Regions from separate parts of the Homo sapiens genome. Here all the other regions are linked to region 4. A link is an interaction called in ENCODE POLR2A ChIA-PET data of the cell type or tissue named here. Cell type or tissue: OCI-LY7. All regions are shown on one strand. Links, peaks and the distances in the headings refer to the core of each region. The heading gives the core; the rest is flanking DNA. Region 1 overlaps NPL (N-acetylneuraminate pyruvate lyase). Region 2 overlaps SMG7 (SMG7 nonsense mediated mRNA decay factor). Region 3 overlaps LAMC1 (laminin subunit gamma 1). Region 4 overlaps SHCBP1L (SHC binding and spindle associated 1 like).

The links. Peaks named below come from ENCODE experiments on the same cell type or tissue, not always from the same donor. Only the 100,000 strongest peaks of a DNase experiment are listed, where the experiment ranks them.
Region 1: POLR2A ChIA-PET joins it to region 4 with 9 read pairs; 1 of 35 experiments calls an interaction of 5 or more read pairs at or near these places.
Region 2: POLR2A ChIA-PET joins it to region 4 with 5 read pairs; 1 of 35 experiments calls an interaction of 5 or more read pairs at or near these places.
Region 3: POLR2A ChIA-PET joins it to region 4 with 5 read pairs; 2 of 35 experiments call an interaction of 5 or more read pairs at or near these places.

Annotation. Positions count from the first base shown.
Region 1 is chr1:182,824,888-182,830,803 of GRCh38, forward strand. NPL (N-acetylneuraminate pyruvate lyase) reads left to right here. Exons shown (of 13, transcript NM_030769.3): 12 at 894-933; 13 at 3,837-5,497. The coding sequence ends at 4,021. Among named protein-coding and RNA genes, the nearest start is that of DHX9, 12 kb to the right of the region's middle. RefSeq lists an enhancer at 4,686-4,835. In OCI-LY7, for the core only: no CTCF peak of the experiment used is centred there; a DNase peak (open chromatin) is centred at 4,604; H3K4me3 peaks cover 820 bases; H3K27ac peaks cover 717 bases.
Region 2 is chr1:183,475,421-183,481,395 of GRCh38, forward strand. All of the region lies in intron 1 of SMG7 (SMG7 nonsense mediated mRNA decay factor), which reads left to right. Among named protein-coding and RNA genes, the nearest start is that of SMG7, 5.9 kb to the left of the region's middle. RefSeq lists an enhancer at 5,501-5,580. In OCI-LY7, for the core only: no CTCF peak of the experiment used is centred there; a DNase peak (open chromatin) is centred at 3,121; H3K4me3 peaks cover 4,897 bases; H3K27ac peaks cover 5,000 bases.
Region 3 is chr1:183,045,836-183,050,835 of GRCh38, forward strand. The region is part of intron 1 of LAMC1 (laminin subunit gamma 1); the gene reads left to right. Among named protein-coding and RNA genes, the nearest start is that of LAMC1, 25 kb to the left of the region's middle. In OCI-LY7, for the core only: no CTCF peak of the experiment used is centred there; a DNase peak (open chromatin) is centred at 3,036; H3K4me3 peaks cover 2,996 bases; H3K27ac peaks cover 3,243 bases.
Region 4 is chr1:182,925,279-182,931,253 of GRCh38, forward strand. It overlaps SHCBP1L (SHC binding and spindle associated 1 like), which reads right to left. Exons shown (of 10, transcript NM_030933.4): 6 at 4,369-4,474. Among named protein-coding and RNA genes, the nearest start is that of SHCBP1L, 25 kb to the right of the region's middle. In OCI-LY7, for the core only: no CTCF peak of the experiment used is centred there; a DNase peak (open chromatin) is centred at 2,963; H3K4me3 peaks cover 2,229 bases; H3K27ac peaks cover 2,241 bases.

The DNA.
Region 1 (5,916 bases), core at 1-5,000, 100 kb before region 4:
AATGCTAGGATAAGTTGAGGTTCAGCATCAATACTATTTTTGTTTTTAGAGAAGTAAGTGCTACAAAACTGTGTTCATGTAAGTTAGATAATAATGGAAGGAATTTTGTTATAGCAGTGTCACCCAGTTCTTTGAACATTTTTTGAGTCATATGCCAAAATCACAGAATGCTTTAATGATTTTCAGCTGAAACCTGAGTAGCAGTGTAGAAAGGAAATCATTGAAAAACCTCTGATTTTTGAGAGGACTTATTACCTATTAATTAGAAGAATCACTGTCCCTCTCTTTATCAATACCAATACTGATATTTTGATTTGTATCCCAAGGCAGTGATATAGAAGGCTGTCTTTATTTTTTTTCAAAAGTAGAAAAGACTGTGCAAGGGGAAACAGAAAAGAACAACCTGCACCTCCATTTCATGCAGATTCTTATGCTGATCAATTTTAGAAAACAGCACTTATGGAAGTTGAGGATCTAGAAATTGATTCCCATAAATCTTAGCCTTAGCCATGTGCTCCTTAGGCATCCTGGAAGGTGCCCCAGAGCTTATATGCACCTGAGTTTGAAAACCACTGCACTAGCTGATAAGTTTACCTATGTAAGCCAGATGGATAAGGGGTGTGATTCCCATCTTTACTCTCTTGTAGAATTCCATCATTGAAGCTTCTTTTCTGCACGGGCCCATTTTGTAAAGCCTACATGTATGAAAAGATCTTACCTTAGCCTGGATGGATCCCAGCCATCTTCACTTGGCTATTTTTCTCCACTCTGACAGACCTTCAGTAAATGAAGGTGTGCAGACTTTTTAGGGTTTCTGTAATTTGACTTCTACATTATTTACATTGTTTACACAGTTCAATAATACTAACTATAGATATGTTGTTCTTTTCTAGTTTTGTATCCAGAGATTTATCAACTTTGTTGTCAAACTAGGTAAGTGCCACCCATCTTCTGCTTTGTCTGCTGCTGGAGACTGTAAAGAAAATGGAATACCATCACTTTCTCTGAGGGTTCAACAAGAACACTTTTTAATGGTCTGTTGCAAGCAGAGTTCTGTTTCCCTTATTAACCCTCGGGGCCAACCATATAAAACTGTGAAGTAAACCTAGTTGGAAAATCTTTGGCAACCTTCTCCATTTTAGCACATGCCTACCCCATTTTCCATTCTTTCTCTCCTAAACCATCAGCACTCCCTCCCTTTACTTGCTTCAGCTCATTAAAATTCTACTACTGCATTGAGGTTGATTTCAGCCTAAGTGCTTGGAGGAAGGCAGTCTAAATACAGATTTTACTAAATTGTGAATGACTGACAGCTCTCCCAAGAGTATTTACAATTTAAACAGAGTTTATTAACACAAGTAAGCCTAAATGGATGGAGGTTTGGATAATATGACAAAGTAAAATTGGGGAGCAGTCGTGGGGAGAAATACAGTGAATTTGAGTAGAGAAACCGCTCCAGAGTCTCTTAAATCTTCTATAACAAATGACAAATGCCACTATCCACTCTTCTGCAAGAGATTGGCCCTTGGGCCAATTGAATCTGCGTTAATGCAGGAAAATTTTTAAGTTTATTTTTGGTAGACCTCCCTGCTCCCTGTCAGAGTCCTGCATAATTCTGACAACTCCTCCCTCTCCCCCAAGCACCTCTTCTGTGTTATGCCCCTCATTCTTGCAGGGTTCTCAACCCACTCTCTTACTCCTTCAAGGACGTTTCTGTTTGTTTTTCCACTTTCGTGATTTTTGCACATTTGTGTGCTGCCAGTGCTATGAACTACCTATTATTGTTCCATTTTTCTAAGCAATGGTTTCACAAAATTGTGGGTTTGGTGTGATAATTATTATGTTCCTAAAATACATTAAAATAGGTATTGAACTGTTAAAATTTTAGACAAACTAAAAGCTTGATGTGTGTAGTAGTCCCCCCTTATCTCAGGGGGATATGTTCCAAGATGACCAGTGGATGCCTGAAATTGCAGATAATACGAAACCCTATATATACTATGTTTTTTCCTGTACATGCATACCTATGGTAAAGTTTAATTTATAAATTAGGCATAGTAAGAGATAAACAGTAACTAATAATAAAATAGAACAATTATAACAATATACTGCAATAAAAGTTATATAACTATGGTCAGTCTCTCTGTCTGTCTCTCAAAATACCTTATTATTTTTGGACTGCAGTTGACCACAGGTAACTGAAACCATGGAAAGTGAAACTGCAGACAAGGGAGACCTACTGTATATTCGATCATGCTAATATTTTCCCTCCCAATGCTCAGTTTTTACTGCAACTAAGTTAACTTAGCAAAAGAAAGTTAGTTCTTCTATCTTGAATCTGAACGCAATAGCCAGCTAAGAAAACAAATTACAGACATTTTAGAAGATGGGGATTGGGGATTATGATGGATAATTATTAGTTATGCTTTTTACATATTAACAGTGTACCTGATCTTCCATTTGCCTCTCCAATCTGAAGGCTTTGTCTTTCTTTAGTTCTGAAAAAATTCTCTGTTATCTGTAAAGAATGTTTTGACTACATTTACTCAAATCTCTCATTCTGAAAGTCTATTAGTTGTATTTTGGATTTTCTCAATCTGTATCTCAATTTTAAAAAACATTTAACATATCTTTCTATGCTGTATTCTGGATTATTTCCTTAGATCTACCTTGAAAATCACTAATTCTTTCTTTAGCTATGTTTTTACTGTTTGATTTCCCTAAATATATATATTTTTTTCAGTATTTCTTGTTGTTTTATACTCTACTGTTCTTTACTTCTCTTAGCCTATGGCTTCTATTCCTTCTTTTATCTCTGAGAAGTCTCTTTCAGAATTTTCTGTCATCTACTCTCAGGATGTAAGTTTTGTCATTTTTGAATGTGCTGGTTCTCCTGCTGCTGCTTTTCCTCATGGGTTTTGTAATTTTTAGCTTTGAGCTCATGTTCAGAGACTGTTGTTTTCTGGGTAACCCATTGAACATTAGGTTGTAAGGTGCCCTATCAAGTGAGTTTACATTTGCCTCTGCTAGGACACTGTAGTTCCACCAGTTCTAACCAGTCTTTCGGTTAATTTTTTAGTATAGTACCTATACTAAGTGTGTGACATACATTGAGATCCACCATTCACCTTTGGCTCAGGCTTGAGATTTCTTTCATGAGATCTGTTTCCATCCACAAGCCTAGTAGAAGTCAAGCTTTCTTCTTTATCCCCAGACCAGTGGGCTGGGTTTTTTTCTATTGCTTTTTACAGAAGGCTGACTACCAGTTTTACATAGGTAGTTTAATTCCAGCTTCTCACCATGCATAGATCTAAGGCTTCATTTTCCATTCCCATCCCAGCCGTATAACACCAGCATGAAAACAGCAGCGTTGAGTCATAAGCCACCTTAAGTACTGCATTTCTTAGGGACTTCCTAAATAAGCTTAAACTAAATTTCATGCTGGCAATAAAGTCCTACCTCCTTTGATCAACAATAGTATATTCCTAAATCAGATTATCCTCAAGGGCTGTTTGGCATCAGCTTCTCCTCACCCTTCTGACCTCTTTATTCCTGACACCTTTGGCTTCTCCTTCTTGGGTTTAAGATTAACCTTGAGTCTTTGTTTTCTTTTACTGTGATCAACTTTTAAAATTTTCCAGCGTTCTGTGTTTGAAGCAGGAAGAGGGATTTCGAATGATTGCTCATCTGTCATATTGACTAGAAATGTTCCCATCTTTTGTTTTAATCTTACCCTGTTGTAGTAGTTGCTGTTAGCATATGATCTCCTTCTTTGGGATTTTTGTGGAGAGATAGACGGTACCAGTCATGTTTCCTCATTTGTTTTTCCCGTCTAGGTTTTGGAGTGTCACAGACCAAAGCCATCATGACTCTGGTCTCTGGGATTCCAATGGGCCCACCCCGGCTTCCACTGCAGAAAGCCTCCAGGGAGTTTACTGATAGTGCTGAAGCTAAACTGAAGAGCCTGGATTTCCTTTCTTTCACTGATTTAAAGGATGGAAACTTGGAAGCTGGTAGCTAGTGCCTCTCTATCAAATCAGGGTTTGCACCTTGAGACATAATCTACCTTAAATAGTGCATTTTTTTCTCAGGGAATTTTAGATGAACTTGAATAAACTCTCCTAGCAAATGAAATCTCACAATAAGCATTGAGGTACCTTTTGTGAGCCTTAAAAAGTCTTATTTTGTGAAGGGGCAAAAACTCTAGGAGTCACAACTCTCAGTCATTCATTTCACAGATTTTTTTGTGGAGAAATTTCTGTTTATATGGATGAAATGGAATCAAGAGGAAAATTGTAATTGATTAATTCCATCTGTCTTTAGGAGCTCTCATTATCTCGGTCTCTGGTTCCTAATCCTATTTTAAAGTTGTCTAATTTTAAACCACTATAATATGTCTTCATTTTAATAAATATTCATTTGGAATCTAGGAAAACTCTGAGCTACTGCATTTAGGCAGGCACTTTAATACCAAACTGTAACATGTCTCAACTGTATACAACTCAAAATACACCAGCTCATTTGGCTGCTCAGTCTAACTCTAGAATGGATGCTTTTGAATTCATTTCGATGTCACCACTTTTCGCTCTTTAAAAACACTGGGTCAGGTGAGGACTTGTTTCAGTTCCTATAACTAAGTAAAGGGCGGCTTTCTCATAACAAAGGAAAAAGTCTTCCCCAAAGATGAATTTAAGTCTCCACTTTTTTCTATACAGAAAACTCAAAACTCAAAGTTTCAAAGAACCAAAGGACTCTTCCTCTGGGCACCACAAACTTCCCCTTCCTCCACTGAGAAGACTGTCTCTCCCGCAGGACCCTGAATTATTGAAATCGAAGGCTGACTTCCTTTCTGCAGTGAGCCCAGGGGCTAATGTTATTATCCTGTCACACTTGCAACTAGTGACTTTTGTTTAGTGATAGAAGATTTGGGGAGGACCCAAAGGACTCAGAACTTTCTCTCCATACCTCCTTTTACTCTTTTCTTTCTGTGTAATGTATCAACAACTGTTTAATCTCCCTTCTAACAAACCTTGATATAAGCTTTCTGATATCAAAGTATATTGACAGTTAACCCTTACTGATTTTAAACTTGACTATCCAGTCTGTTAATTACCTAAGATTTTGTTTTCATTTCATCTCTAATTGTTTTGATCATTGGCAGAGAAAGAGTATTTGAAATTCATATCAGTTTTGCTCCTTATTTTAATCTCTTTGAATTAAAAATAAAACTTTTTCAAAATGGAAATTTGAAATTATAAGTAGACTTCAATTATCTTTGCTAATCCTCTCTTTAATTAGTCAGCTAGTTAAAAGTTGTTATATTCATATATCCTCAACCCTCTTTTTGCCTTTGTAGCTTTTAATTTCCTGAAAGAAGAAAATGAGTTGTTCGTTTTTGGTTCTGAGGATGTGATATCCGTACTTACTGATACTAAAGCCAAATTTAAATTCTAAAATTAATTCTTGGGTATCCAATAAACAAAGAACTATTTTTCTATTTTTGCTTTTGTGAAGTCAATGCTTAGAGGATTTTTAAGATGGTGAGTGAGCTTTTGTGAACATAAAGAGAAATATGATTTTAAAATGACCAGGTCTGAGTTTAGCTCTGTTAACATCCAGTAGCTTAGAAATGAATATCATGGCCGGGTGCCGTGGCTCATGCCTGTAATACCAGCACTTTGGGAGGCCGAGGCAGGCAGATCACGAGGTCACGAGATCGAGACCAGCCTGACCAACATGGTGAAACCCATCTCTACTAAAAATACAAAAATTAGCTGGGTGTAGTGGCGCACGCCTGTAGTCCCAGCTACTCAGGAGGCTGAGGCAGGAGAATCGCTTGAGCCCGGGAAGCGGAGGTTGCAGTGAGCCAAGATCGCACCACTGCACTCTAGCCTGGTGACGGAGCGAGACTCTGTC
Region 2 (5,975 bases), core at 500-5,499, 550 kb after region 4:
GTTCCATAATTTATAGTTAAAATGGGTAGACAATGGAGAATCTGAGATGATTTGCTAGAATTAATATGTTCACAGCTATGTGTTAGGAAAATGACTCTGTGTAATGTAGTGGTGGATAACAGAGAAAAGTAAGGTTGTTAGAGCCTGACATTAATTGGGGAGTGACTACTGCTTAGAAAAGGGGAAGACTTCAAAATTGGTCCTTTTTGTAAGGTTCTTTTCCTTACAAAAGATTCCCTTTGGGACTTTGGTCCTGAATAAGGTACTGGCAGTGGATCTAGAAAGTTATGAAAAACAAATTGGCAGAGTGGTGGTACTTTTAATGGGGAAGATCAGTGGACTTTGAGAGGCTTCTTGTTAATGTGCCTTATATTTTATAGCTTGACATGGTAGGGAAGACTTCCTTAGATGTGGAATCAATGATAGTTTGAGATGAACTTAGTTCTTTGAAGAAGGGAGAAAAAAAATGAATACAATGATATTTTTCAGCTAAAATTGAGCAGGCAAAATGGGGGAGGCATAGGTCCTGGGGTCCCTTAAAGATTCCTGGAGCCAGTCTTGTCTCAATCTTAGGCATTTGTCCTAAGTAAATTAAAACAAGTGTTAGAAGTCTGAGACCTAGGTGGTGGTTGTGGGAATCATAAAGGCTTGTGCCAGTCTGAATTTCCCTCCTCCTCTTTTAGATAATCATTCCATTTAAAGTCTGCAGTGGGGACACTAGAGAATGTCTTTAGGGAAGCATTATGTTCACGTTCTTTGAAAATAGAACTGTTGGTTTTTATAGACACTTCAGGGAGGATGCCGAGTATTGCTGAATGGATGTGGTTGGGGGGTGTAGCAATTGTTTTCGTGACCTTGACTTGAAGAATTTTCTTGCCTACCTTTGTCAGTGGTGGAAGATCATGACTGGGCAATTTTTAATCTCTATAGCTACAGATCCTGCCTCATGTAGATGAAAATTAGTTTTGTCTTGGCTGAATTTTAATTTGTTAGAGTAAATGAGCTGGGATGTCTGGCATTGAAATGGTGGGGTGGTGGGAAACCAAGGAGCAAGATGGCTGTTTCAGAAGGGTCAGAAATGAAGATAGGAGGCAAGAAGTCCCAGTAAGACCAATAAAGAGAGAATTCAACATCAAGGGAACTGAATTAGTCTCAAGTTATAAAAATAGAGCAGAGATGAAAGGAAGAAAACCTATCTTCTATGTGGGAAAGATGATGATATTCTGGGCAGGAAAGGATAATGAAATTTTTTGTTTGTTGAAAGGTAAGTATCTTTTTAATACACTGACAAGACTTCTAAGAGAATCAGTTAAGTTGAAAATACTTTGTTATGTTTTATAAAAATAAAAATATGATCTTAAATATGAGGGTTCTAGGCCGAATAACATTGGGAATTTATTACTCAAATTGAAGGAGAATTCAGAGTATTTTCTCTTTTGATTTATGACAGAATGAAAGATTTTAAAAGACTTTGACACCTCTGTTGAGTAAAAGAAAGGGTGTATTGAATACAATTCATTTGATGGGGGTAGGAGAAGGTTAGGATAGGCCGCAGGTGAGGTATAATATTATGCTTTAAAATAATGGCATTTTGAAAAAAAGAAAAGTGGAAATTAACATATCAAAGTTGGAAAAGCAGGAGTGGGGGAAGTATTAAAGTACCAGACAGAGAAGACATCAAAGTTGTTTTGGAAGATGAGAAAGTAGAATAATCATAGCTATAGGGAATACCAGTCAAACAGGTCAAATCCTGTTATAAAAGGTGGCACAGGTGCCACCGAATGACTTCTGCTGCCATTGTGGGAGCCACTGTTCATACTCTATGCTCCCTTCAACTTTCCTCCTTTTCTTCCTTCACTATTCTCTTTTGTCTCTAATTTCTTCCTATGCTGTGAGTGTTTCAGTGAGATCCACTTGAAGTGGATTCCTACTGTTAGACTCCTTTACAGGAAAGGTCCAGAAAGTATCTGTTTTGTTTTGTGTGTGTGTGTGTGTGTGTATGTGTGCATATGTGTATATATACATATATACATGTGTGCATATGTGTATATATGCATATATACACGTGTGTGCATATGTGTATATATGCATATATACATGTGTGTGCATATGTGTATATATGCATATATACGTGTGTGCATATGTGTATATATGCATATATACGTGTGTGCATATGTGTATATATGCATATATACGTGTGTGCATATGTGTATATATGCATATATACGTGTGTGCATATGTGTATATATGCATATATACGTGTGTGCATATGTGTATATATGCATATATACGTGTGTGCATGTGTATATATGCATATATACATGTGTGTGCATATGTGTGCATATATACATGTGTGTATGTGTGTATGTATACATATATGTATATGTGTCTATGCACATATGTGTGTATATATACATATATTTTTTGTATGATACATGTATAGTGAAGACGCTGCATCTCAGTGGCTCACTTGTCAGAAGTTTTGTTACTAATATAACAGCCACAGGGTTGTTTTCTAAGCCAGCAGAAAAATGGTTGTCATTTAAATAGGAAGTAAAATATCCAATATGGTATAAAATAAAAATGTATCACTATAAATCTTGAAACAGAGAGATAGTGGAGATAAGGCTGGATAAAGTAGCAAGCTAAGCCTTATCCTAGCCTGGGGAGAGGAACAGAGAAGATAGTGGGAGCATTGGGAGGAATATATAAATAGGATGGTCTCCAGGTTCTAGAAGAGTCTAGTAATGCTAGATCAGATAGTCACTGTATCCTGAAGCTTCTAGAAGTCTTAGAGCACATGCTGATTTTAGTCCATGTGGTCCACGAAGTCTTCTTCACCTGCCCCATCCCCTTCCTTTCCACCAGGTACATGCTTTACAGAATGTAAAGTAGCTTTTGTCCCGGAATATCAGCCAAAGGTGGTGACATTTTTTGAATGAATGACTGTCTCTTTAGGCTTATAAGTCTTTGTTATAACAGTGTTAATAGCTTATTACCTGCTTGGATATTGTCTGACTAAATTATTTTGGCAGTTAATTTCTGCTTCCCTTGTGGTTTCATTTGGATTCAAAATGTATACTTCCTGTCCTATCTTAGGTTTCATTTCTTTGCTTTCTAACAGCTGTGGTCTTCTGCCTTCATGGTAGAAGAAGCAATTGCTGAGTTTTATGTTGTTGTTTTTAATGGATGTGTTACAGTAAGATCTGGACCCACTAGTATTGCAAGTTTCATGAGGCAGTTTTGAGGTGGAGAGTGGTTCACACTTTAAAAGGGCTGGTGTGTTTTATACTTGAGAAAAATTGTTTCCTGCCTCCGGCTAGCCTTTCAAATTTTTGTATTAGTGTCATGAATGAGTGCCTGAAAGTTTAGATGGGTTAGTTTAATTGATCTTGTGTAGAGAATAAATTATAAAGCATACGTCTTGTAGATAGTGGATTATTCATCTGTTTGTAGGTATATTGGCAGATGGCCATTATATATTGCCATTAAAGTTTTGCAGTCAAGCCATATTTTAGTTTAGTTGCTGTATTGTTATGAATAGACTTATCAGCTGTCTGGGAAATTGTAACTAAGCATTTACAAGGAAATATAAGAGTGGAATTTTGGCAGGTATGTCACATGGTAAGTGACAGCTTGTAACCAGCTCTTTTTTTGTTAGTGTGTAAATGGAGCTGCTTAGGAACATTGTTTTTACTCTCCCTTAGACCCAGTTTTTAGTCAGTGGAAAGAGGAGGTGATTCTACTAATTGTCTAAGAAAATTTTAGGAATCTCAAGTAGACTATGTGGCAGCTTTGGGTTTTTTTCTTGTCTGTTTCATTTACAACAGGATTTCTCAACCTTGGCACTTATTGACGACTTGGTCCAGATAGTTCTTTGTTGTGGTGGGTTGTCTTGAGCATTGTAAGACGTTCAGCAGCATCCCTGGCCTCTATCCATTAAATGCCAGTATCTTCCCTTGCAATCGTGACAATAAAAAATGTCCACACATTGCCAGATGTCCCCTGGATTGTAAATTCACCCCCAGTTGAGAACCACTGATTTAGAAAATATATGTAGTAAAGATATATATGCACTGCATGGGTTCATTTTCTTGTTTTCTCCTCTAAGCCACAGATTGGATTTTCTTTTCAGTTTTCTTTTAGGTAGTAATAGGCTAGTTACCATAGGCAGACATTATCCATAAACATTTGTACATATTTTAATTTCTTAAATCTGTGTTCTTTTACTGGCAATTATTGAATACTTATTGTATAGAGCACAATTACCGGGGTTATGCCTTTGGCAAATTAAAAGAAAGACATTTAAGTAGCTATAATAGTAGGTCAAAGGTATTATGTAAGTATAGGCAAGAAGTTTATTCCAACAGAGGTGGAGATGGGGTGGAGAGGGTGTCTTTGAGGAGGTGAGATTTGGTTTGTACATTGAAAGATGGATGGGATTTTAATAAGTGGATATTGGGCAAATTGCCATTTCAGGCGGGAAGAACAACTCATGGCTCCTTTATTCCAAATAAGTTTTTTAAAAATTGATTCACTCACTTAATACATTGCATTAATTAGTATGCTGACCACATCTAAGTTTTTCTTAGATAAGGTAGGTTTATGGACAGAGAAGTGGTGATGTGGAAGTGGTAGTTCAAAGATTTGGTGGCTGCTGTAGGCCTCAAAAAGGGAAAAGGAATTTGGTCAGGCAGGATCCTACAGAATCCCTTCCTTTAACTGTACTCTTTAATGTTTACCATCCTTCAGGATCTTTTTTCACTTGTGTCGCTCTCTTCTTTTAAATTATTCCCTTTACCGATCTTACTTTCTGTGAACCAATCTCAATTTTCCTTTAAAAGGCCTTCCTGATCTGATTTTTCTTTTCAAGTTCTGTCCTTCTTTACCTTTGTTTTATGGCCAAGCGTTTCAAGTTTGCCCTAACCTATGTTTTTCCTTTAGTTACCATCTACTTTTCCTTAATCCCTTGCTATCAGTCCATTTTTTTCTGAGTACATTATTGAAATTACCATTTCCAAAGGTGCCAAAGACCTCACGGTGGCCAAATTCATTTACTGATTGTTTTCCTTTCCCTCAAACTCACACTTTTGTTTTCCTTCCTCTGTGTGTCCCCCTCTCTTGTATCTGTCCTTCTATCCATTCCACCAATAAACATTCAGTTTGGGCCATGCTATATCCCAGGTCCCTGGGGATAAAAAGAGACTGTGCCCTCAAGTAGTTTCACTGGGCATACAAGTAAGTACTCAATTACCAAATAGTTCATACTGGCAGTGGTATATACACAGAGGCTTTACAGGGTGTTCTGAGCTCTGTTGCGTTTAGCATCAAGATTTCATGATTCTAATTACATTGCCCATTCTTTTGAAAAATTCTTCCTACTGTTACCTTACCTGCATTTCTTCCTGCAAGCATCAAGAAGGAAGCATTGATCTGGGGCTTTAAGCACCATCTGCTACTTTCTGTGTGGGCTAACAACTTAACATTTCTGTGTCTTGATTTCTTTATTTGTAAAACGGAACATTGATCTCCTAAAATTGCTGTCAGTGTTAACAAAGGTTTACATGTGTTTAACAAATTCTGGTTCTTTTTCAGGTTCTTTACCACCTGTCCCCCTGCCAATTAATCTTTGCGTTGCTTCTATATTAATAGTCTTGAAAAAGTATTTGTATATGGCTTTCACTTCCTTAAACTCATTTATCTGGTATTGTTGGCCTTCCATAAAATGACCTGCACCTACCTCTGCCTCATGATATCTTCTTACTCCCTGATAGAAACCAACTGCCTTAGCCAGAGTAATCTCATTGTTTTCTAATCATGGCATATGCATTCCTGCTTAAATCTCTCTTCCCATGTCATTTCCCATGTGGGAAGTGCCACACTGTACTAGCTTAGCTTAAACTTCACCTTCTTTTGTGAAGACTTCCTTGTGTACTCTGGTGATTTCTGCATTCTTTAAACTTTGTAGCATTTCC
Region 3 (5,000 bases), core at 1-5,000, 120 kb after region 4:
ATCATTTGGTGGTATAAAATTGTATCTTAGTGGTTTTATTTATAAAGGAGAGTATCTTTTCATGTGTTTATTGGTCTTTCATATTTCCTCTCCGCAAAATGTCTCATCATGTTTTCTTTCCCTTATTGATTTGTAGAATTCTTCATATATTCTTTATACTAATCCTTTGTCAGTTATGTGTTTTCCTTATCTTCCAGTGTGTCCAGTGTATAATTTGTCTTTTACATTTTTTCTGTGATATCTTTTGAACAAAATGTCTTAATTTTAATGCGATCACATTTGTGGGTACTTTTTCTGTTAGCCCTTTTGAGTCTTATGTAAGAAGTCTTTCCTTATATTTTCTTTTAAGGATCTTCTGAAGTTTTGCCTTTCTACATTTAAGTTTATCTGGAGTCGATTCATGTGCATTGTCTTTATCTGCTAGGACAATTTCCTTTCCAACTTATTCTTCTATTTTAGAAATATCTTAGCTATGTTTAGGCCTGTGCTTATCCATGTAAAATTTAGAATCAGGTTGTCAAGTTCCTCAGTAAGCTGTTTGCATCTCGATTGAAGTTGCATTGAGTTTGTGTATCCATTTGGATTGAATTGACATCTTTATTATTGATTTTTTTCTCCATGAACATGGTATAATTTATATCTTCTCTGTTTAACTCCAATAATATTTAATAGTTTTCTCCTCATGAGCCTTGCTCTTTTCCTGATGGATTTATTCCTAGATACATTTTATTTTTTATTGCTATTATAATTTTTTCTGAATTACACTTTCTAACTCTTTTGTCACTGGTATATAAAAATAAAACTTTTTTTGTGTGTGTTGACCTTATAACCACTTGCTTAATTGTTTTATTCTAATAATTTGTCTTTAGCTTCTATTGGGTTTATATGTAGGTAGTCATCATCTGTAATAATGACAGTTTTGTTTCTCCTTACCAAGCCTTAACTCTTTTACTTTTTTCTCTGTTGATTAGAACAATATACAGAATACATTTAAAAAAATTCCCCTTAAATATTATGCCTTTATAAAGCTCTGCTAATTTGATAGGTGAGATATGTTTTAAAGTTTATCTCTTTTATAATTATGAAGGCCATTCTTAATTCTGTTGCATAATATTTATTTCTGTAAGCTACCTCACTTTTTTTGTAAAGAGGTATGATACTAACAGTTTCTTTCAGCTTAGTTTTCAACTTCTTTTGCTGTAAGGCCATTTTAAGAAATGTTTTGGGTACAGGTTTCAGTTAATTAAAATAGCTCTAAAATATCAAATTAGGTAGTATACAGATATTATTCACCTTTTTGGTAAAATTAGCTACCAAATTAGTTGCTGTTCATACTGTTTGATGCAATAAGTGGTAATCTGGAAAATGGAAACATTTCTATTCATAAAATTCACTGGAGATTTGATTAATACATGTATTTCCCTAAAAAACAAAGCAAACTGAACCAGTGGTAACTCAAGGAAGCATTGATAGAGGGACTTGGGTTTTGTTTTGTTCTTCATAACTAAATCACTCAATTACAGAGTGTGATAAATTTCTCAAGCTTCTGAGATATTTTAGGTCAGTCTTTATATTTTTATATCAATTCTGTGGATCATGCATTTTAAGCTCTTTTGTCTCTTTCTCTTCAAAACTGTCTAACGCCCTCTGAAACCTTATTTATCATCTGAGAAAGGATTGCATTTAAAAGACTTGGAACAAAGAGTGTTGAATGTATGGGACCTTGTTAAAATGTTGTCTTGTAAAATGTGATAGATATGAGTCTTTTAAGTTTTGGGGATAGATAGACCCATGTGTAATTTGTCTGTAAACACTACAGAAGTAGTTCTCAAATGAGTGTGGTACTGTCCCCGTAGGGGTATTTAGTGGACAGGAGGGGATTGTGGGGAATTGGAGGGGATGGGAGACAGTCCCATACAACAAAGAATTGCCCAAATCCTGCCTAACTTTTGGATTTCTCACGGGACATTTGTGCTATTAAAAAACCTGATTATAAATACCTGAGCCTAGAACATAACTTTGTCTTTACACATAAACAGTTTTTTTCATAACTTTATTATATGTAATTTCCCATGAATACAACCACCATGTATATAAATATTTTTTTAGCTTACCGAGAGTTAGTTCACCAATTCGGAAGGCCCCATCTCTGCCAACGCTGCCTCTCATGATATTCAAGTTGCCCATACAACACATATGTAAATCAGTCTGCTTTTCTAGCAATCAGAGTGAATCTGTGTACCAATTTGTATATTCTTAGCCTCTTTTTTTCTAAAATATCAAATGTAAATAAAAGTGTTGATAGTAGCTGAAATTTTGAAATTTGCTTTCAACCATCTTTTCCTAAATGTGAATAGCTATTACTGTGTCTACCTTGTTTCTTCTTACGGAACAATGAAATCACTAAGAGTAAGTGAACATTTTACAAGGAAACATGCTGATAAAGTTGGCAGAGATACGTCATTGTCCCTCAGTGTAATTTGTTCTGACCTGTTATACCTACTTAGTTAAAATGTCCTCTTTATCTTAAAACATACAGGTAAATCTGCTGGTGCTACGTTTCCCAACAATGATTTTTATTGCAGTGTCCACCTATAGCTCTATCCTTTCATTTCCTGTATGCCTTGTACAGAATGACATCCAATTCTGTTTTTAAAAGTATAAACTTGTTATAAATAAGTACAAATGTCTGATAGCTTTGTTATACATTCTAGTATAGTAATCCCTGAGCTATTACCTATTAAAAGGCGTGTATTTCCTTTTAACTTCTGCTTTATGTTATAGTTAGAGCTACACACATGTACACCACCCACCCCACTTGTAAGTTATATATGTTGTAGATTATATAATTTATGAGTTTTATTTTGGGATGGTAAAGGAGAAGCATTTTAAAATATTTGTTATAGTATTGGGGACATGAGTGTCTGTTGGGCTTGAAAATCTTCACTTTACAGCACCTCATCCTCACACGTGTCTTTTAAATAGTCTTCTGCCCCTATATTCTCTCTCCCTTCCGCTCTGTTGTACACAGGAAGCCAAAGCCCTCTCGAAAATACCAGGTATCACTTCCTCCTATTCAGATTCTTAGCCAAGTTGTTACCTAGTATTAACATTGTGGTATATATATTGTCTCACCAACTGGAGATATGATGGCAGGGACTACATCTTGAATTTCTTCCTGTCTTTATTATTAATATAGTTCTTTGCATCTAATGTGTACTCCAGAAATGTTTGCTGATATTTCTAGTCTACTTTCCCACTCTTATAGAAGAAACTAAATTTGGAGCAAATTCTCCAAGTTTTCTTACTAAATCTTCATATTTGTTGTATACAACTGCTCTTTAAATAGTTCTCAGCAGAATCATCTTAATATTTTTCTTGGTAAAATGCCATCTATAGCATCCCCAGGTGTAGAGAAGACATACAGAAATGGAAAGACTTTAATACTGGTCTGATTGTAATTACAGTATTAGAATAAGTTGTGGCAGAAGTCTTTTTAAAAAATTGTATAATTGTGGTAAAAGAAATCTAATTTTTTAAGTTTATCTACAGAGGTTGTGTCAATACCATATTCTTGATTTATTTTCTTGTAACTATTTTCTCCAATTTTGAATTTAAGGTTTTTTTGTTTTTTTTTTTTGTTTTTGAGACGGAGTTTAGCTCTGTCGCCCAGGCTGAAGTGCAGTGGTGTGATCTCAGCTCACTGCAACCTCCGCTTCCCGGGTTCAAGCAATTCTCCTGCCTCAGCCTCCCGTGTAGCTGGGATTACAGGCATGTGCCACCATGCCCAGCTCATTTTTGTAATTTTAGTAGAGACGGGGTTTCACCATGTTGGCCAGGCTGGTCTGAAACTCCTGACCCCAAGTGATCCACCTGCCTTGGCCTCTGAGAGTGCTGGGATGACAGGCGTGAGCCACCATGCCAAGCCAAAAGTGTCTGTTTTCTTATCTCCTTAAATACCATACTCTCCCATTCTCACCAAACTAAAACAAAAAAAAAAAATCATTCTGGATTTTCTTCCTTTGTGTCAATTGTGTTCTTTATTTTTTAAACTGGGCATAATAGGAATAGTTTGGGCAGCATCAATAGTAAATCAAATCTGTAGTAGATACCATTTCACATGTGTTTCCGTGCATTATTTTTTTCAAATTCAGTCTCCTTGCATAATACACTTAGAATCTTATGTGCTAAAGATGTCGTTCCCACTCAAGGTAGTGTTATCTGCCAGTTGACCTTTATCAATCAGATTTCAAAGTTGGTGTTGGTTATATTGTGTACTCTCCATGTGAGCTTTTATTATGTTGTTTAGTCATCTTTTGAAAGATAGTGTTGTCTCTATTTAACCCTATCTCTTATTAGAAATTACTTCTACATTGTGACTGTTGTAATAGTTCTTTGATATATTTACCTCACTTTATCAATGTTTCTGCTTGTTTTCTCAGATTCTTTTTTTTTTTTTTTTTTTTGAGACAGAGTCTCACTCTCGCCCAGGCTGGAATGCAGTGGCGTGATCTCGGCTCACTGCAAGCGCCACCTCCCAGGTTCACGCCATTCTCCTGCCTCAGCCTCCCAAGTAGCTGGGACTACAGGCACCCGCTACCATGCCTGGCTAATTTTTTTGTATTTTTAGTAGAGAAGGGGTTTCACCACGTTAGCCAGGATGGTCTCGATCTCCTGACCTCGTGATCTGCCCGCCTCGGCCTCCCAAAGTGCTGGGATTACAGGCGTGAGCCACCGTGCCTGGCCTCTCAGATTCTTAAAGATAGAATCACTGGGCCAGGCTCGGTGGCTCACGCCTGTAATCCCAGCACTTTGGGAGGCTGAGGCTGGTGGATCACATGAGGTCAGGAGTTCGAGACCAGCCTGACCAACATGGTGAAACCCCGTCTCTACTAAAAATACAAAATTAGCTGAGTCTGGTGGTGCATGCCTGTTATCTCAGGTACCTGGGAGGCTGAGGCAGGAGAATCGCTTGAACCTGGGAGGTGGAGGTTGCAATG
Region 4 (5,975 bases), core at 549-5,548:
TATATCTAATAAGGGTCTAGTATTCAGAATATATAAATAACTCTTATAGTCAATAACAAGAAGACAAACAACCCAATTACAAAATGGGATATGAATTTAATAGATGTTACTCCAAGGAAGATACACAAATGGCCAACAAGTCCATGGAAAGATGTTCAGCATCTTCAACATCATTAGTCATTAGTTAAATGAAAATCAAAACTACAATGAAATACCACTTCACATTCGCTAGGATCACTGTAATTTTAAAAATAAAAGAAAGAGAAAAAATAAATAATAAAAAAAGATAAAAGTTTTGGTGAGGACTGGAGAAATTGGAACTCTAATACTTTGCAGATGACAATGTGAAATGTTTCAGCCCCTGTGAAAAACAGTTTGGCAATTCCTCATAAAGTTGCACATATGACCCAGTAATTCTAGTCTTTGGTATATACCCCAAAGAATCGAAAACAAGTAGTCAGACAAACTCTTGCACACAGATGTTCACAGCCCCACTTTCCCCAATAGTCAAAAGGCAGAAACAACTCAGATATCCACCAACTGATGAATGTATAAGCAGATCATTGTATATACATACAAAAGGATATTATTCAGCCAGAAAAATGAATGAAGTACTGATAAATGCTACAATGTGGATGAACCTTATAAACATCATGCTAGATGAAAGAAGCCAGACATAAAGGTCAGATATTTTATGATTCCATTTATATGAAATATCCAGAATCATAAATCTACAGAGACAGCAGATTGTTGGTTGTCAGGAGGTGGGGGAAAGGGGAAATGGAGGTATGGGGTTCTGGTTTTGGGTAATGAAAATGGTTAGGAACCAGACAGATGTACACAGCATTGTGACCCTACTAAATGTCAATGAATATCACTTTAAAACAGTTAATTTTGCTATGTAAATTTCACCTCAAGTTTTTTAAGAAAGGAAAAAAGATACCAAAAAAAAGAAGGAATAACTGAGAGCACACTGTCTCTGAGGAGGCAGATGGCAACAGAATCAGTAGTACAGATGGAAGAAAACTGATTAAATTCTTCTTTGTACTTCGTATATTTTCAGACATGGTTATCACCTTCTGTAGCACTTCAGGAAAAATCTGGCAAAAATGATGGCTATATTATTGGGATATAAACTGCAAAATAGTAATAATAATATCAGTTGACATTTATTTATGTGCTAGGCATTTTGCTAAAAGATTTATATAAATTATTTCACTTAAGCCTAACACTCTATGGGACAGACTTCATTATTCTCTTTTACAGATGAGGAAATAAGAGAAACCATGTAATTTGTTTAATCTCATAGAAATATTAAGAAGCAAAACTGTGAATCAAATCCAGGTTTTTATGATCTTAAAGTCTATGTTCTCCAACATCACACTATACCGTCTCCAGATTGAAAGAAGGAAAAGCCTGTGATCAACAAGAGGATAAAGGCCTATGATACACAATGGGAATACCACTGTTTCTCCTAGATCTGGGAGAATGACTAATGTTTAACTTTAGTTCAGAAACTGAAACAAGTGGTAAACATTTATTGAGCATTTACTATGTGCTGGGCATTATTCTAAGCATATTACAAATATAAACTCATTTAATCTTTACAGCAACTCTATAAATATGAAACATAGGATTATTATCCCAATTTTACATATGAGAAACTAAACTACAGATGGGTTAAATAATTGGTTGAAAATCACCTAACTAGTAAGTGGCAAAACCAAGAATCCAGGCAATTTGTCTTTAGAGCCCATGCTCTTAACTAGCACTATATATATATATATATATATATATATATATATATATATATATATATATATATATATATATATACTCTCTCTCTCTCCTTTTAAAGCATTCTGCAAGTAAGGAAATTGAGGCTTAGAGGTTATGCGCTTTGCCTAAGATTGTTTATTAAGTGGTCTCAGGGTATTTGAACATTGGGTATCTAACTACAAAGTCCATGCCTTTCCACTGCACTGCTTGTAAAGATCACCAACATAAGATGATGGGCATGAATAAACTGCGTCTAAGGGGTGGGTATAGAGCAAGAATTCTCAGTCAAGAATCTTCAAAGATGAGGAAATTGTTAAAGCTTACATGCACAGCAGCCGGGCGCGGTGGCTCACGCCTGTAATCCCAGCACTTTGGGAGGCTGAGGAGGGCGGATCACGAGGTCAGGAGATCGAGACCATCCTGGCTAACGGGGTGAAACCCCGTCTCTACTAAAAATACAAAAAATTAGCCGGGCGTAGTGGCGGGCGCCTGTAGTCCCAGCTACTCGGGAGGCTGAGGCAGGAGAATGGCGTGAACCCGGGAGGCGGAGCTTGCAGTGAGGCGAGATCACGCCACTGCACTCCAGCCTGGGCGACAGAGCGAGACTCCGTCTCAAAAAAAAAAAAAAAAAAAGCTTATATGCACAGCTATACTACTATCAAGCTATATTTCATGAACCTCAAAAGTAAATCTAAAATCCAAGGTCTAAGTAAACTGGAAGCTGATGATACTTTCTCCTCACAGTAGTCTCCCTCTAATTATTCTGGCCTCCAAAGTTCAGGTATAATTACACAAATGAAAACAGAATTGCAAAGCACTGAACAAAAAAAATCATAGAAATTTCTGTCATATAAGAAAGTGAATAAAGCCAGGACCTATTTAAAAGTGAAAAGGAGAAGTAAAAATAAAAATGACAAAATAAAGCTGAGGATAAAAGCAAGATTTATACCTTTTTAAAAAGATGTTTTAAAAGGTGTTTATAAAGATGTTAGTGGAATAATCAACATGATTGAATAATATGCTCCAATAAGTAATTAAAAGGAAAATTAAATTTTGTTGAAAAGAATAAAAATTGGTAGAATAGCAGACAAGACTATCTAATATGCCAGCTTTATCTTTCATCACTCTCTTAGATGTTAACCACCAGCCTTGGTGGCCTTCTTTCGGTTCCTCATATATACTAACCTCTCTTGTTACATACACTAATTTATTCATTCACCAAAAATTGCTGGGCACCTACCATGTACCAAGCATCATGCTAGGTGACTGGATGAGTGGTAAATACTCTTTGCTCTCAAGAAGCTCACATACTAGTGAAAGAGACAGACATTAAATAGCCACAAAAGTGTTAAATGTAGTCATGATAAAGGAAAGTGTCAATAGGGAAAAATACAAGGTACTATAATTGTATACAGCAGTCTAATGTATTATGAAAGGTTGAGAAGGCCTTTTCCTGTGGAAATATTTAAATCAAGACCTGAAGGATGAACAGTGGCTCAGCAGGCAGAGGAAACAACACAGCTTATCCCAGGATGTAGGGTGAGTGAAGGAAAAAAGTGAGTGTGTATGAAAGTGATGAGAAATATGAACAAGATAACTCCCAGAAAATTGTTATTAGCAACCAAGTAGATGATGGTACCATTTATTGAAACAGAGAACTCCAGAATGAAAGCAAGTCAATGGGATAAGATTATGAAATTAATTGCAGACAATTAATTGATGTACTGGTGAGACAATTAAGTGGTCATAAGCAATAGGCAGTTGGACACATAGGTTTGGGGCTTAGAGCAAAAGTTTGGGCTATGCAAATACATTCTGGAAAAGTACCTGTATATATAAGTGAAGTTATGGGAGAAGATTAGCTAAATCACTTTGGGATAATATAGTGCATAAAAAAGACAAGTACCAAGCATTTAGAGGACATGAGAAAAAAAGTAACTAGAAAGAATGAAAACCTTGAAAGTATACTAACATAAAACAAGGAAAGAGATTATTTCAATGAGAGAGATTTGAAACGCTACTGAGAGGTCAAGTGAAATGAAAATATTTGCTCTTTGGCTCAGAACATTTGTTTGTTCTTGAGCTGGATAAATTTATATTCATCCTTCAGGATTCAGCTGAGTTATTTCTTCTATTCAGCATTTCCAGACTCCTAATTCTGTCTTATGTACCCATTCTACATGTACCGGGTACATATCCTTATCATAGCATTTATCATTCTGTGTCATAATTGTAACTGCCTATATACTTGTGTCCATATTTCCACCATGCTTGAAATTTTCAAATGTGTGAAGAAGGAAGACTGTGGGTCTGGATCAACATTTTGTCTCCCCTAAATGCAGTCTTTCTCACGTTTATGTCTCATCTTCACCAAGCAACTAACATAGTACCTGGCTACAAGGTTAGTACTCAGTAAATAGTTGTCACCATTTATTTATTTAGTATCTATTATATGGCAATAACTGAGCTGGAGGTAGTTGAGAAAATAAGGCATTAATGATTAGACAAGGACTCCACCCTCAGGGAGCTTCTTTTCCGATTATACACAGCTAATACTTAAATAACAAATAAGAATAGTTTATTTCTTACCATTTCAGTAGTCATCATTTTTGCTACAATATGTGTTATAGTCTTTCCAAATTCTCTTTTTCCTTTCCTACGCCTCAGAATTCTTGGAAAGAAAGGTCCATGAACTCTATAGTTGAAAATATTTAGTTATAATTAAATTAACATGAAAAAGACTGACCTTGTCCTTACTTGTAAATAAAAACTTGGTACTAAGCATCTTTGAGAAATGTTTTCATCAATTATAAGTTCCTTGAGAGCAATGAGCAACTTGAGAGCAATGTAATGATTCAGATCTTTTAGATCACTGCATGTTTAAATCCTTAAACTCTAAAATATTTTCATTTTAATTGATAGTACCTGGAAATCTGCATGCAACCCTCTGCAACCATTGCCTCAGCTACCTCAACCTTCCAATACAGTAGAAAAATTTCCGGGGTGTACTTTCATAATCCATTGAGTTGTAGACTCACACAAAGATGGGTTATGCCTGTGACAGGGAGGCATCAGAATATTTTCGAATATACATAATTTTAGATACTATGCTCAATTAATATATCGTTTTGTTTCAAAGGATATTATCTCCATAAAATAGTTGGCTGTTGGTCTCCCAGCAGAACTGTTCCAGCTTCTCTCTTAGTTGTTTTTATATTGTTTGCTATTCAGCACTTCTAATTAGTTCTTTCTCTTCTTCCTGCTTTTCTTTATGTTTCCTGTTCGTATCTCTATCATTTAAGTGTCTCCAACAGAAAGTCAGATAAAAAGTTTCAGTATAACTGTTGGCTTTTATCATTACTGTCAGCCAAAAGGGACACTCTTTTTCCAATAGATAAGGATTTACCAGTAATCTCTTTAGTGTAATCTTTTGCATTCTCTGCTGCACTTTGATTAGTGCTTTATGCTAAGAGGATGTGGCTTTAGTGTGTGTGTATATATATATATATATATATATATATATATATATATATATATACACATATATACATATATATATATTTTTTATTAAAGACAGGGTCTTGCCCTGGAGTATATGTGTGTGTGTGTGTGTGTGTGTGTGTGTGTGTGTGTGTGTGTGTGTGTGTATATATATATATATATATATGTATTTTTTTTTTTTTTTTTTTTTTTTATTAAAGACAGGGTCTTACCCTGGAGTGCAGTGGTGCAATTATGGCTTACTGCAGCCTTGACCTCCTGGGCTCAAGCAATCCTCCCACCTCAGCCTCCCCAGTAGCTAGGACTACAGGCATGTGCCACCTTGCCTGGCTTTTTTTTTTTTTTTTTTAAGAGGCAGGGTCTCATTACATTGCCCAAGCTGGTCTTGAACTCCTGGCCTCAAGCAGTCCTCCCACCTTGGCCTCCCCAAGTGCTAGGATTACAGGCATGAGCCTGGCCAGTACCAATATTTTTGAGCTGTATCTCAATTATTATATATTTTTGTAAAACTTATGATTTCAGGAAACTTTCTAATAATTTTCTATGCAAGTTATTAAAAACTGAATTTAAACATATAGCAGTATCCTCCAAAAGTTTCGTTAAACATTTCAAAATCAAACCCACTCAGCATTTTTATATCTATTTAAGCAAGTGGTCTTGATCTTGAGAAACAGGGAACCATTCATACACTTTTT